Regions from separate parts of the Mus musculus genome. Here region 1 is linked to region 2. Evidence: chromatin contacts called from ENCODE POLR2A ChIA-PET data. All regions are on one chromosome and are shown on one strand. The core of a region is the stretch at or near the end of the contact, and the rest is flanking DNA. Distances in the headings are between cores, read along the strand shown. Region 1 holds the start of Crat (carnitine acetyltransferase). Region 2 overlaps Gm14488 (a long non-coding RNA gene).

The links. ChIA-PET counts read pairs that join two places held with the same protein, here RNA polymerase II (POLR2A).
Region 1: POLR2A ChIA-PET joins it to region 2 with 18 read pairs in Patski. The contact joins the promoter of Crat here to the enhancer-like site in region 2. POLR2A ChIA-PET finds 5 or more read pairs at or near these places in 2 of 5 experiments (Patski and embryonic stem cell).

Annotation. Positions count from the first base shown.
Region 1 is chr2:30,413,970-30,419,876 of GRCm38, reverse strand. It overlaps Crat (carnitine acetyltransferase), which reads left to right and starts at 4,129. Exons shown (of 14, transcript NM_007760.3): 1 at 4,129-4,565. The coding sequence starts at 4,539. Ptpa (protein phosphatase 2 protein activator) reads right to left here and starts at 3,827. Exons shown (of 10, transcript NM_138748.5): 1 at 3,545-3,827. The coding sequence starts at 3,575.
Region 2 is chr2:30,712,112-30,718,528 of GRCm38, reverse strand. It overlaps Gm14488 (a long non-coding RNA gene), which reads left to right. Exons shown (of 4, transcript XR_866106.3): 3 at 4,128-4,161; 4 at 5,115-5,382. Among named protein-coding and RNA genes, the nearest start is that of Gm14488, 5.9 kb to the left of the region's middle. Within about 2 kb of position 1,721, at least 2 of the 3 ENCODE cell types and tissues checked have a DNase peak (open chromatin) inside an H3K27ac peak, as active enhancers do.

The DNA of each region.
Region 1 (5,907 bases), core at 2,880-5,379, 300 kb after region 2:
TAAGTACACTGTAGCTGTCTTCAGACACTCCAGAAGAGGGCGTCAGATCTTGTTACAGATGGTTGTGAGCCACCATGTGGTTGCTGGGATTTGAACTCCGGACCTTTGGAAGAGCAGTCAGGTGCTCTTACCCACTGAGCCATCTCACCAGCCTAACAACTCACATTCTTCTAAAGGATTAGACAGGAAAACTCTGCTGGTCATCTCTAGGGAGCACAATTTAAAAGTGCCTTCTACTTTTAAAATTATGTTTTCCACAGTCCCCCAAAGTCTGGAAACGCTAGTTATTTTAAGTAAGTTTACAGACTAGCGTGTGCACATTCCTAGGCTCTGTGTATCTGATGCTTAGTGAAGGCATTTTTACACAGTGCTGGAATGATTGTGCTTGGCTAAGAACACACCTCCTTTATCACAGAGAAAAAGAATCCCAAACCCATGCGCCGAGGTCTCAGAGAGCGCCTCAGCCTGAGTCTGCAATTGGAGATGTGGGCGTTCAATAAGCATCCCCTTTAAAACTGCAACCGTCAGGAAGGGTGAAAGACGAGCCTCCACAGAACAGAAGGCGGCCCTGCTGCCCTCCTGTAAAACCTAGCCATACTACAAGCAGAAAAAGCCACAGGGGCCTGGAGCGCTCTGCACACGGGAGCCTGCCTGGAGAAGGGCAGGGCATGGAGACCTGAGGGGAAGCTAGGGAATGAGAGAGAAGCTCCCCTGCCTTGGCAGAACCCACAAGTAGAGTGCAGGGGAGTGGAGGCCACTCGGGTGGAGTCCAGAAGCCCCAACGTCTCCTCCTCCCACCCCACACACCTTTTCCCACAGACCCATCCGAGGCCCCTGGAAAAACTAAATTGCTACTTGAAGTAAGACGCTAAATAAAAAAGCTTTGAAGCCAGCCTGGTGAGCTAACGACAGTTTATGGGGACACATTTTATGGGAAATGACCTCCCCATCCCAAATAACCAAGCTGCAAACCAACCAGGATCCAGTCCTCCTGCACAGGACCTATTCCCTGCAAGACACTGCCCTCCAGACATTATTTCACGGAGAACACGGCTTCCAGGCTACGTCCCCCAAAAAACAGTACATCACTGTGAGGCAAGAGCATGCCATTGAAGAAATACAGTTGGCAGAATACAAACCCAAATCAAAAACAAACAAGCAAACAAAGCAAACAAGCCTTCAGAGCCAGGACTATCACAGAGCTCACATTCACAGCCTCTCCAGTCTCAGGTTGCCTCTGACAAGGAACCCGGAGGCCCTGGATCCCCTGCATTGACAGCTTAAGATCATAACACAAGGAATTTTACAAATGACCCTTGGGAAAAAACCCAAAAGTAGCCCAGAAGCTGGCGCTGAGCAGGAGCTCGGTAGCATCACTACAGCCCAGCACTAGGTGGGTGGAGGCAGAAGGACCCCCAACTCTAGCCAGCCTTGGGCACAGAGTGAGACCCTGCCTCAAAACAAAACAGCTAAGCATGGTGACCCACATATGTGACCCGAGCTCTTGGAAGGGGGACGGGGGGAACAAGAGGATCGGACACACAAAGTCATTCTTGGCTATTAAGGTGATTTTTAGCCAGGCCCAGTGACCTTGTATCAAAAGCACAAGCTGGATACAGCAGTGCAGGCCTTTAATCCCAGCACTCAAGAGGCAGAGACAGGTGGATTTCTGAGCCAGTGTGGTCTGTACAGTGAGTTCTAGTCCTAAACAAGTTCTGGATATGTAGCAAGTGCAGAGAACAGAGCCTGTCTGGAGATGTCAGGAGGAAAATGGAAAGAGCCAGGGGATTTGGAGATACACATCCATACCTGTCTCAAAAAACCAAACAAACGACCCCCCACACACACACCCCAGTGTGCTGGATTTATCACCTCCCATATGTGACAGATGTGACATGTTTGCATCCAGTGAGTACTCACCACACCCAAACACTCTGCTCACATCAGACCACAACTCCATGAGGAAAGTTTGATAAACCTCATTTTAAATTATTTTAAAATTATGTATGTATGTGTGTGTGTGTGCCACACACAGCATGTGAGTGGAGGTCAGAGGACAACATTCAAGTCAGTTCCATTCTCCCACGCGTGGGTTCCCAGGATGGAACTTAGGCTGCCAGACTTGGCAGCAGGCACTCTTACTGAGCCCCGGGTGGCTCAATTTCCGTCTACTAAAGGACACATATGGTGACTTGCCATATAGTCTGTGTAACTCAAAAATGTCCACAACCTTCCTAAGGTTGTTTGGTTGTTTGTTTTTTCCCTCTAGTACATAGGTTCTGGTCCCCAATGTCCCTTCCCTATTCATCTTCAGAGACACTCATTTCAAAAGGAGTCTGCCTGCCTGATAGCTACTCTTTTTTTTTTTTTTTTTGTGGAGACAGGGTTTCTCTGTATAGCCCTGGCTGTCCTGGAACTCACTCTGTAGACCAGGCTGGCCTCAAACTCAGAAATCCACCTGCCTCTGCCTCCCGAGTGCTAGCTACTATCTATGTCTTGATGTCAACACTAAAGTCGATTAAGACACATCCATAAGGCCAGGCAGTGGTGGCGCACTCCCAGCACATGGGAGGCAGAGGCAGGTGGATTTCTGAGTTCGAGGCCAGCCTGGTCTACAGAGTGAGTTCCAGGACAGCCAGAGCTTCACAGAGAAACCCTGTCTCGAAAAACAAAAACAAAACAAACAAAAACGACACATTCATAGAGATTTTGTATAACTTAAAATAAATGTCTGGTTTTGAATTCCACGTGTTCATATATTTAGGGGGGGGGCGCCACAAAAATGGTGCTTCTTTTGATTTTCAAATTTTCTTCCTCCTGAGACTTTCTTTGGGACCACAAAAAAGGAAGTGTGGTGGAAGGTACATCAAACACTATCAAAGTACGAGCTGAGTTTAGCCAACCTAGCCACTCTGTAAGAATTTTCCAGTCCTTCTTAACTACACGGAGTCAGCAAACTGCTTTCTCCTCCTCCAGGAAAGGGGGTCTCTACTGGAGCATCTGGCCTCTGTCTCTGCCCTAGTTACTTGAGATGGACCACAACGAGGCCACAGTGTAAATAAAAGTTACAGACGACGATGCCACCAACCCTCTCATTTTGTACAAACAGCCTCTTAAAATTAGTGGTTTAGACACCGTGGGCAGTTTCTCTCAATTAACTCTGCAGATACTGAAACCCCCAGAGCCAAGCCTGCAGGACGGAAGGAGGGACGGAGGGAGGGAAGACATGCAGGGTGGGCAGGACATGCATGAAGGAGCCTGGCGTCCGAGCGAGGCCCAGGTCCACCCGAGCGGAGTCTCATAAAGAACGCAGCCTCCTGGATCCCTCTCGCCCCGACCCCAGGCAACTCTGCCCCCAGGTCCAGAGCCTTTCCCCTGACCGCGCTCTGCCCGCCCGCCCTGGCCGGGTCGCCCTCACCGCCACCCGCCTGCAGCCCAGGCCGTCAGCCCTGCCTCCTCCGTCCCCAGAGCTCCTCAGACTCGGGAGACCCCCCGAGCCACACCCCTTTCCCACCCGCACGCCCGGGCCCTCCAACCGCCCTACCTGGCGGCGGCTGCCGCTCGCCCTCGGCCATCTTCTCCGTGAGGAGCCGGAGCGGATGCTCGCCGGTCCCTCTCAATGTTCACCCCGCAGCTCTCCCCGGCTCCGCCAAGCTTCCAGCAGGGAAATGAGCGCTGACTGGCTAGGACCGGAAGCCGAGAATTACAGTCACTCGCGCGAAGGCGGCAGCCATGCCGGTGCGAGGCACTCAGGGAGCATGCCCACCAACGGCCGTCTCGCGGCGGCCGCGCCGACCGAGGCAGCGGCCATCTTGGTGCGGGGCGCCGAGGAGCATGCGCACTAACGGCTGCCGCCTGCAAGCCAACTGCGGCGCTGGCAGCCATGTTTGTGCGGGGCGTCGGGTTCTGTTTGCTTGTTTGTTTGTTTGTTTGTTTGTTTTGGTGAGGGGTGATGGAGGGAATAGGTATGGCAGCAGTATTCTTGCGGAGCAAGGCCACCTGTCATCTTCTTTGTGCATGCCTCCACCCAAGCAATCTGAGACAGTCCCCAGTCAACAGTTGTGTTCTCCTGCCATTCCTAGAGTGACGTTCAAGGACACCAGTCAGACTTGAACGCACGTGACCGCCTCGACAGCTAAGGTGGCTTTCGGAGGCGGAGAGCACGAGCGGGACAGCGCCTACCGTTGTGACCCCGTGACGGGAGCCCAGCGCCGGGCTGCTAACAGCTGAGCTAGAGGTCCGTCTCCGCAAGCCCCGCCCTCTGCGGCCACTCCCCGGCTTGGGCCCACCCCGAGATCGGGGCGAGCGGCCGGGGACTGCGAGCCACCAAAGCTCCGCCCCGTGAGTCCTGCCCCACCGGCAGCCCGCCGGGCCCGGTGGCCGCGGGGCCGCCTCTACTGGCTAGCGGCAGTGACTCGGCGACCTTGAACCTAGAACCGGAGCCGCGAACCCACTGACCCCAGCACCCCAGCAGTGGCGCAGTCTTTACCCAGCGCGAGGGGCGGAGCGGACCAAGTGTCCGCAAACAGACTGGGACGATGTTAGCCTTTGCTGCCAGAACCGTGGTGAGTTCGCCCAGCAGGGCCATGGACGGGACAAGACGGGCGGGCCTCCAGCAACGGTCAAGAAAACCCCAGACCGGCTGGTAGGGTGCGATCTGCAAGGTGGATAAAGGAGACCAGGTAAGGGGTGGGTTCGATCCCAGAAGAAGACTGAGAAACCTAGGTTCAAGTCTTTTGTACCTTTCCACTCCACTCCTCCCTAATGCTCCCAGTTATTCGGACTCAGACACCTGTCGGGGCTACTGGTTAGAGAGCTCAGCCCTAGGCTATGCTTCTGCCCGACTAGAGCCACTTCTCCAAGCCTACCCAGTCTCCTTGAGTTCATCAGATGCCCACCCTCCCCATTGCATATTGCTAAGAGAACCTCAGGTGGAGACTAGTACTGAAAATCCCCCAAACAGGCAGGAGGAGGCAGGAGGTGGCAGGCTGCCCCTCACCATCCTTATCTAAAGCAGCTATCCTAATGGTGAGCTCCTGTCCTCTCTGATTCAGGCTGTCTATCCAGCTGTGAACTGGACTGCCCTGTCAGACACTGGGTTGGCAGCTAAGACTGAGATTCTACTAAGAGTCCTGGCAGCACCTGAGACCCTCCTCCAAGTCGTCCCGCCTTCCGTCACCCTCTGGGACCACCTTACTGCATAAGCATTTTAATGCTAGGGAGACTGAAACAAGGAGACAATCAAATCCCATGGTTGTGCTAATAAACTGAGCCCAAATGGGGTCTTTTGGCTTATTACTCACAGCAGAAGCACAAAAGTGTATTTCCCCCACTATTGATCCCAACCTGGATGATCCAGAACTCATTTAGAAAAAACAAACAAACCACCAAAAGAGGGGTGGCCACCAAGGCCCTGAGGTCTGGAAGGGAAACAGCTGGGCAGGTGTGTGGCAATCGTTGGTTGTCCACTAGTGGCCCTTCCCTGGCATCTCCTGTCTTGCACCATTCCCAAGCAGGGCTGATTTCAGGGCCACAGGTTAGCGGCCAGCCTGTTTCCACCCTCCAGCCAAGTTTTCCCACATCAAAAAGATCTATGAAGATTTTGACAGGTGGATTTTTTAATACCTCTCTTGGCTTGCCTCCCTGGCACTGGGCCCATCTAAAGAAGACAGGAGAGAGCTCCCAGTCTCCTCTTACCTCAGTACCTACTTCCAGCCCACTTACCTGCCTTACTCCTCCTCTTCTGGAGGCTAGCGAGAGGCAGAGCGGCATCTGCAGCCCCACAGCTACCACTGCTCCAGCCTTAGATGCTACCACGCCAGTGGCTACTGCCTCACCACCCTTCACGCCTGAATTGTGAGTCTTGTCTTCTCTTTCCAGTCCAGGCAGGTGGCCGCTCTTGCTAGT
Region 2 (6,417 bases), core at 472-2,971:
TGCGCGTCCTGGCATTACCTCATCACCAAGCATGCCCATTGGCTGGCTCTCCTGGAGGCCGGCCCAATGCGGCGGAGCGCATTAACCCGTTCCTCCCAGCAAGCTGCGCTCTGCCCACACCACCCACCTCTGTGTCCCCCACGTAGCCTGCAGAGCCTGAGAGTTGAGAGGACCGGGGAATAGGTGAAGGAGGTGCAGTCCTACGGCCGCATAGTCCCATGGGTGCTGTGTAACTGGGACATCCCTGTCCTGTTCTGGGCTGTGTGACCTTGGACAGACTGCTGCACCTCGCTGAGCCTCGGTTTGTTTTTCTCAGCTGTAAAAAGAAGTGAATGATGTAACTCACGCCCTTCCTAATCCCTGCCATGTGCTTGACAAATGCGGGGCACACGTGGGCTCTGCGTCCCACGGTGCGCCTGAGTGAGCACAAGTGGTACCATTGGGAAGATGGGGTTTCGGGAGAGCAAACGGCTCAAGGTTACCCCGCCATCTCAGGGCTGCCTTTCTTACAGGCTTCTTCTGCTCTTCAGGGAAGTGTTGCTTCCCGCAGTAGAGGTGGAATTGTGCCCAGCTGCTCAGACCCCAGCAAACCCCCTGTAGTTGACCAGTGACAGAGGAGAGCCTTGTGGTCTCCAGGAATATAAGCTGGGACTGAACCCCCAATGGCAGAGGACCCCTGGGGCAAGCACAAAGAAAGGACTACTGGGAAGGACTGAAGCATAGCAAAGGGTTAGTCAGCTACTGGTCCAGAAGGCTGCTTCTCTGGACTTTGGAAATATGCAGAGACCCACAGGCCTGCCTGAGTGTTTACAAATTATAAATCAGGCTAGCAAGCAGCTAAATCAAATCCCTTCCCTCCACCCTGACAAATCCACCTTCCTTAGGAAAGATACAGGCCTCCAAGGCTGGGTTTGTATTTCTAGCTCCCGGGTTTTTCTGGTGCCCAGAAGGGAGCACACGGTGGCTAGCTTCCTCCCAGGATCCTCAGCTCTATCTACCACCTCTGCTTGTCCTCCGCGGGCTGTGCACACTCAGGACCGAGTGGGCACTGCAGGCTGAGAGTCAGCTGGGGCCACGCCCCTACAGACAGCCATCTGCTGGTCACCTGAGTGCTGAGAGTGCCCACGAGGCAGTTTAGACAACCCTCGGGGCCTCTGAGACCCGAGCTCCGGGGCTCCGACCACGCTGGTCTCTGAACCACCAGTCTTAAGTGGAGAGGTCCTGCCAAGCGCCCTGGGCTGCAAGTGCAGCTGGGGTGGTCTTCGCTGGAGCCAGGGGCTGCTCTCTTGGAATTTCCTTCTGCCCTTTGCTTCTGGCCACACCCACTCTAGCTAGATCGCCACCCCTAAGCCATTGCGGACTCTTCCCAAAGTTCCCGTTCCCACTGCTTCGGCCTGTGCTGTGCGCACCTACCCCTCTCTGCCCCCTCCCAGAGCTCCTCTCCCACATTCCCTGCCCACCTGGTATCCCTCCCTAAAGCCAGCCATGCAAATCTTCCTGGAACTCAGACCAGGCTGCTGCTTCCTTCAGCAACAGAACTGGCTTCCATGTTGAGTTCCCTGCCACAACGTGCCCCACTGATGGCCAGCTTCCCCTGGATGCCACCTTTTTGTCTCATCCCCCTGTGGCTCTGGGCTCCAGCCATTGGCCCCAGCTCTGATTAGGTAGGGCACATTCTGTTCCTTTCTGCGCTGGGTCTTTGCACTCTCCACTTGCTTGGCTTGGAGTCCTGTTTTCTGCCCCTCACCTCCTGGGGGTGGGGCGTCCCTGATCCCCACCCCCACTCCCAGCCCAGCAGAAATCACACAGCAGGAGCTGGTTATCTGCGGAGTATCCGGTGGCCAGCTAGCTTCCCCCCGTGGCCAGTGTGCAGCAGGAAAGCTGCCCGGCAGCCAAGCTTGCAGCTGCTCCTCTGGGTCTCAGCAGAATGCCCAGCATCATGGAGGACCACTGGGTGCTGGAGGGGATCTCTGGATCTCAGCAGGCCCCTGGGCTCTCTAGTCTTCATCAGCACTGCCTCCCGCACAGCCCCCTTTATAAAGGGACCTCATGTTTCCATTCTCCAGGACAAGGACACTACGCACAAAGGTTCTTTGACACAAAAGGCGAGTCACAGACCCAGATCAGAACCCAGGTGGTCCACCTCCCTCCTTCTAGCTACAGACCGAGGGGGCAATATCTTGCTGTGGGTCTTTGGGCAAATGTCTCAACCTCTCTAGTGGAAGCTTTGCTTTGTATAGGACTGGCCAGAAGGGTGGGTGATCATTTGAGATTCTTCCCAGTTAACATGGGGCTGGGGGTGCTGTGATTTGTGACCTTCAGACAGTTCCTCTGATGGCCTGACCTGCAGCTAGCACCTACCTCCAATCATTCTCCCAGGCTTCTCTATGAAGTGCACCCTGCTTCACTGCCAAGGAGACAAGGCAGGGAAGCCTGGTGGTTAGAACACCCAGCTTCAGGGTGGGCCAAGTGCAGATCCTGCCACCTCCTTAGCATAGCAGTGTGGCTTCAAAGGGTCGCTGTCCACCAGGCTCTTCATCTGTCACAACTCATTGAGCCCTGGGTGCTTCCTGGGTTGTGAGGACAACGCCAGCACTTGGCTGTCATGTCAGAATGGACACAAGGGCTTTGGTCCACCTGCCTGTGTTCTCAGCTTATCAGTCAAGTTAACCACGTGGTTGAAGAATGTCATCTCCACTCAGACGAGTTCCCCAAATCCAACTGAGAAGTTGGACCTGAGTACCTGGTCAGACCACCAAACTGTCCTGCCTTTCTGTCTCAGGTCTAGCCTGAGCAGCTATCACTCTGTCACAGGTCTAGCCTGAGCTGCTTTCACTTTGTCACAGGTCCCGCCTGTGTTGGTGTTAGCCTACCAAATCCAGGACTTGCCTTGGCTATCAGGTCCTGAGGTTCAGAGATACAAAGCTAAAGGTTTGGGGGGGCGCCGAGGCTAGTTATTCTGGGGTGAGGTGGGTAGGAATTGGAGCAGGGTTCTTGGTTTCCCATGCCATAAGATTTATATTTGTCACCTAAAGGTCCTCTCAACAGCACTGGGACACCACTCAGGTCCTCAGCAGGGCATGGAGACTTGTCTGAGCTCACAAGAAGGAGGGGAAATGCCAAGTTCTCTGTGGTTTTTAAACACATTTGTGTGTGTGCGCGCACACAGGTATGCACATGCAGGCAGAGGCCAGAGGTGTAGGGTCCCTTGGAGCTAGAGTTGTGGACAGTTGTCAGCTGCCTGATTTTGGTGCTGGGAACTGAACTCAGGTCCTCTGGAAGAGCAGCAACTGCGAACCACTGAGCCATCTCTCCTGCCCCTGCTCCCCTTGCGTTTGCTCTGAAACACCCTGCTTCCTGCCCAGGTAAACGCATGCACATCGTACTGAGACAGGGAATGGAACTGATAAAGAAAATTTCAAGATTTTCACAGGTCCATACCTAACACGCTCAAGGGATTCTTACTCCCCAAATCTTTCGTTTTCTTTTGTTTTCATTTTTTGAGTCAGAATCTCATGTAGCCCAGGCTAACTTTAAACTTGCTATGCAGCCAAGGATGACCTTGGATTCCTGGTCCTTCTGCCTCCATATCCTGAGAGCTGGAACTGCAGACCTAGGCCAGCCTGCCTGGTGTGATGTGGTGCCGTGGACAGAACCCAGGACTTTGTACGTGCTGGGCACACACTCTGCTCGTGGACCCACCATTCCTCGCTCCCAGACATGGTCATTAATGAGCATGGGGGCTCCTGGGTCACATCCCAGCAGCCTTCCCTCACACTGCCCTCATTCCCTTGTTTCCTGTCTCTGCTTGACTCTGGGTACACTGAGGGTAACTGGATCCTTGCTGCAGACCCTCCATGCATGGTTCAGGTCTAAGCGAGGGAGGGGTGATGCGGACCTTCCCACTCTTCTACAGTCTTGGTGTCTCCCAGCTCTACATGTGAAAGGATGTGCCCTGTTCTGAATCTGAGTGCTGGATTCCTGCTGATCCAAAGGAGAGGGAGGCCTTAGTACTCAAAGGAATGGGGCTTGGGGGGTGGGAGGTGGGGGTGGAGGGGTGGCTCGTCTGTAGGGGCTGGTTACACCTACATCTCTCATAAGCTCACTCACCTTTTTTGGCCATACAGGATTCCCACCATGACATTGCTGTGTTTTTACAAGGTAATTTTCAGTATTGTCCCATTTTACAGATGAAAAGGTTGAGACTCAAGACAGAGATTACCTTAGGGCTGTAACTTTAAGCTGCAGTTGGGGTCAGATGAGTGACTGAGTGTGGGTAAAGGTTGTTTACAGGAAGAATAGTTCCTGGATGGATGGAGCATGGGGCCAGGACAGTGATAATTGTGAGGTTGAGGGAGTAGAGGCCAGTCTCTGAACCAGAAAAGCCTCTATCAGGGTTTCTGCCCTCAGAGGAGATCCACCAGGGGACAAGGCTGGAGGCCATGGGAGGCCTGACTGACTTGAGAGCCAGTGTCTGGGGTCTGTGGTGTGCAGAATGGGCTGTGTGATGGAGGGGAAGTGAGTCTCCTTCTGTGCCATGTGGATGGAGTGTGTGTGTGTTGTGTTGTGTGTGTGTGTGGTATGTGTGTTGTGTGTGTGTGTGTGTGGTATGTGTGTGTGTATGTGTGTGTGGTATGTGTGAATTATGTGTTTGTGGGGTGATGCTAACTGTGATACACATGAAGGGAAGAGCTAAGGAGAGATGGAGTTGGAAGAGTTAACTGGAAAAGCAGGGTGAGGTTAGGAGTGTTCCAGAAGTGAAAACCACACCCGCACATGTGCAAAGGCCTGGAGGCTGGAGGAGTCCAGGCAAAGGAGCACGGAGGACTTGAAAGAGCTCCAGCAAGGCTGAGGCAGGGAGGGGAGGAGCAGAGGAGGGGAGACGGAGAGGAGGGGAGGTCAGGGGCAGCTGCCTACAAGGTCCACTAGCTTCCACAGTGTGGGCAGGGAGCCCCAGCCACTGCCCAGGTGAGGGGCTTTGCTGCTTCAGGGAAGGATGTTAGGCAGAGGTGAGGAACAGCAGCTGCCCCCCACCCCCACCCCACCCCACCCGCCTCTGAGAAGGACAGCCTAGTTTTAATCTAGTTTTCCCTCTGTATGTTGGGTCCCAACAGGACAAAGCCAAACAGCCCGAGAACCTGCCAACTGGAGGTTCTGGAACACTCTCTGCGTGGTCTTCCCGAGCAAGTCTTCTAGGTTGGAACCTCTGGCAGGAGCAGAGGCCATGACTTGAACCCAGACCTGTCATCGGTAGTGCTCCCAACTGCAGTCATCCCTTAACAGCTGGCCAGGTTCCAGGTCCCTTTCTCCTTCCAGCCTCTGTTTACCCAGCTTGCACAATCAGCTCATAAGTCTACAATTTTTTTCTTTTTTACTCTGAAATTAATGGCCTCTTCTTTAGTTATTATTGAAACCCACACAACCGGCTGACTTCTGACCTCCTGGGGTTGGATAAGCTATCTGCAGGCTCACCCTTGGAGAATCTCCCCTTTCTCAGCAGCCACTGGTTGTCTGTGGCTCCCTTGTCGGGGTGGGACCTCGTGAGACCCCGCCTCCTAGTGTGCTGGTCTGTCAGATGATGGCGTCATCATGAAGGTCTTGTTTAGGTGAGCATACTGTTGAGATTTCATGGGTTCAGCTTCCTTGTCATTCATTCATAGAAAACACAATCCCCCAGTAGAGGCCCTGCTCTCTGGCCCTTACAATCTCTCTGCTCTTCCTCAGTTTCCCCTGAGTGTTAGATTGTAGGAGTCGTGCTGTAGATGTATCAGTTGAGGCTAAGGCACTTATTCTCTAGATTTTGACTGTTTTGTTTGTTTTTGTTTTGAGACAGAGACTCACTGTGCAGCCCTGGCAGGCCTTGAACACACAACTATCCTCTTGCCCCCAGAGAGCTGGAATTAAAAATGCTCCCACCTCAACTAAATTTACACACGCACACACACCCTTTTTCTCTCTGCTTCTTTCTCTGTCTCTTTCCTTCTCCCTCTTTCTCTCTGTCTCTTGAACTCCCAGCAATTCTCCTGCCTCGGGAGTACTGGGTGGGGTCAGAGGCAGGAGACAAGGCACCTCACAAGGCTGTGCAGACTTGTGGAGCATCTGCTATGAAGCAAATCCGGGAGTCAGAGTCCCCCAGGGACAAAAAGGCCCTGCCCAAGGTCAGGCAGCCAGCGTCGCATCTGAACCTAGAACCGCAGGTGCGCGCTCTCCTCTAGCCGCCCCCCCTCGGGGGTGGCATCGTCCCAGCTGTGCGGCCTGGCGGCCCCGGCCCTGACGTCAGGCGCGGCCAGCGGAGCCTGGTTCTGCACAAACACGTCTCGGGCCAGGGCTCCGGGGGCGGCGATGACTCAGGGCCCGAGGCCGCCGGGCGGGAAGCGGAAAGTTTTGAGCCTCTGACATCAGCGGCCGCGCAGGAAG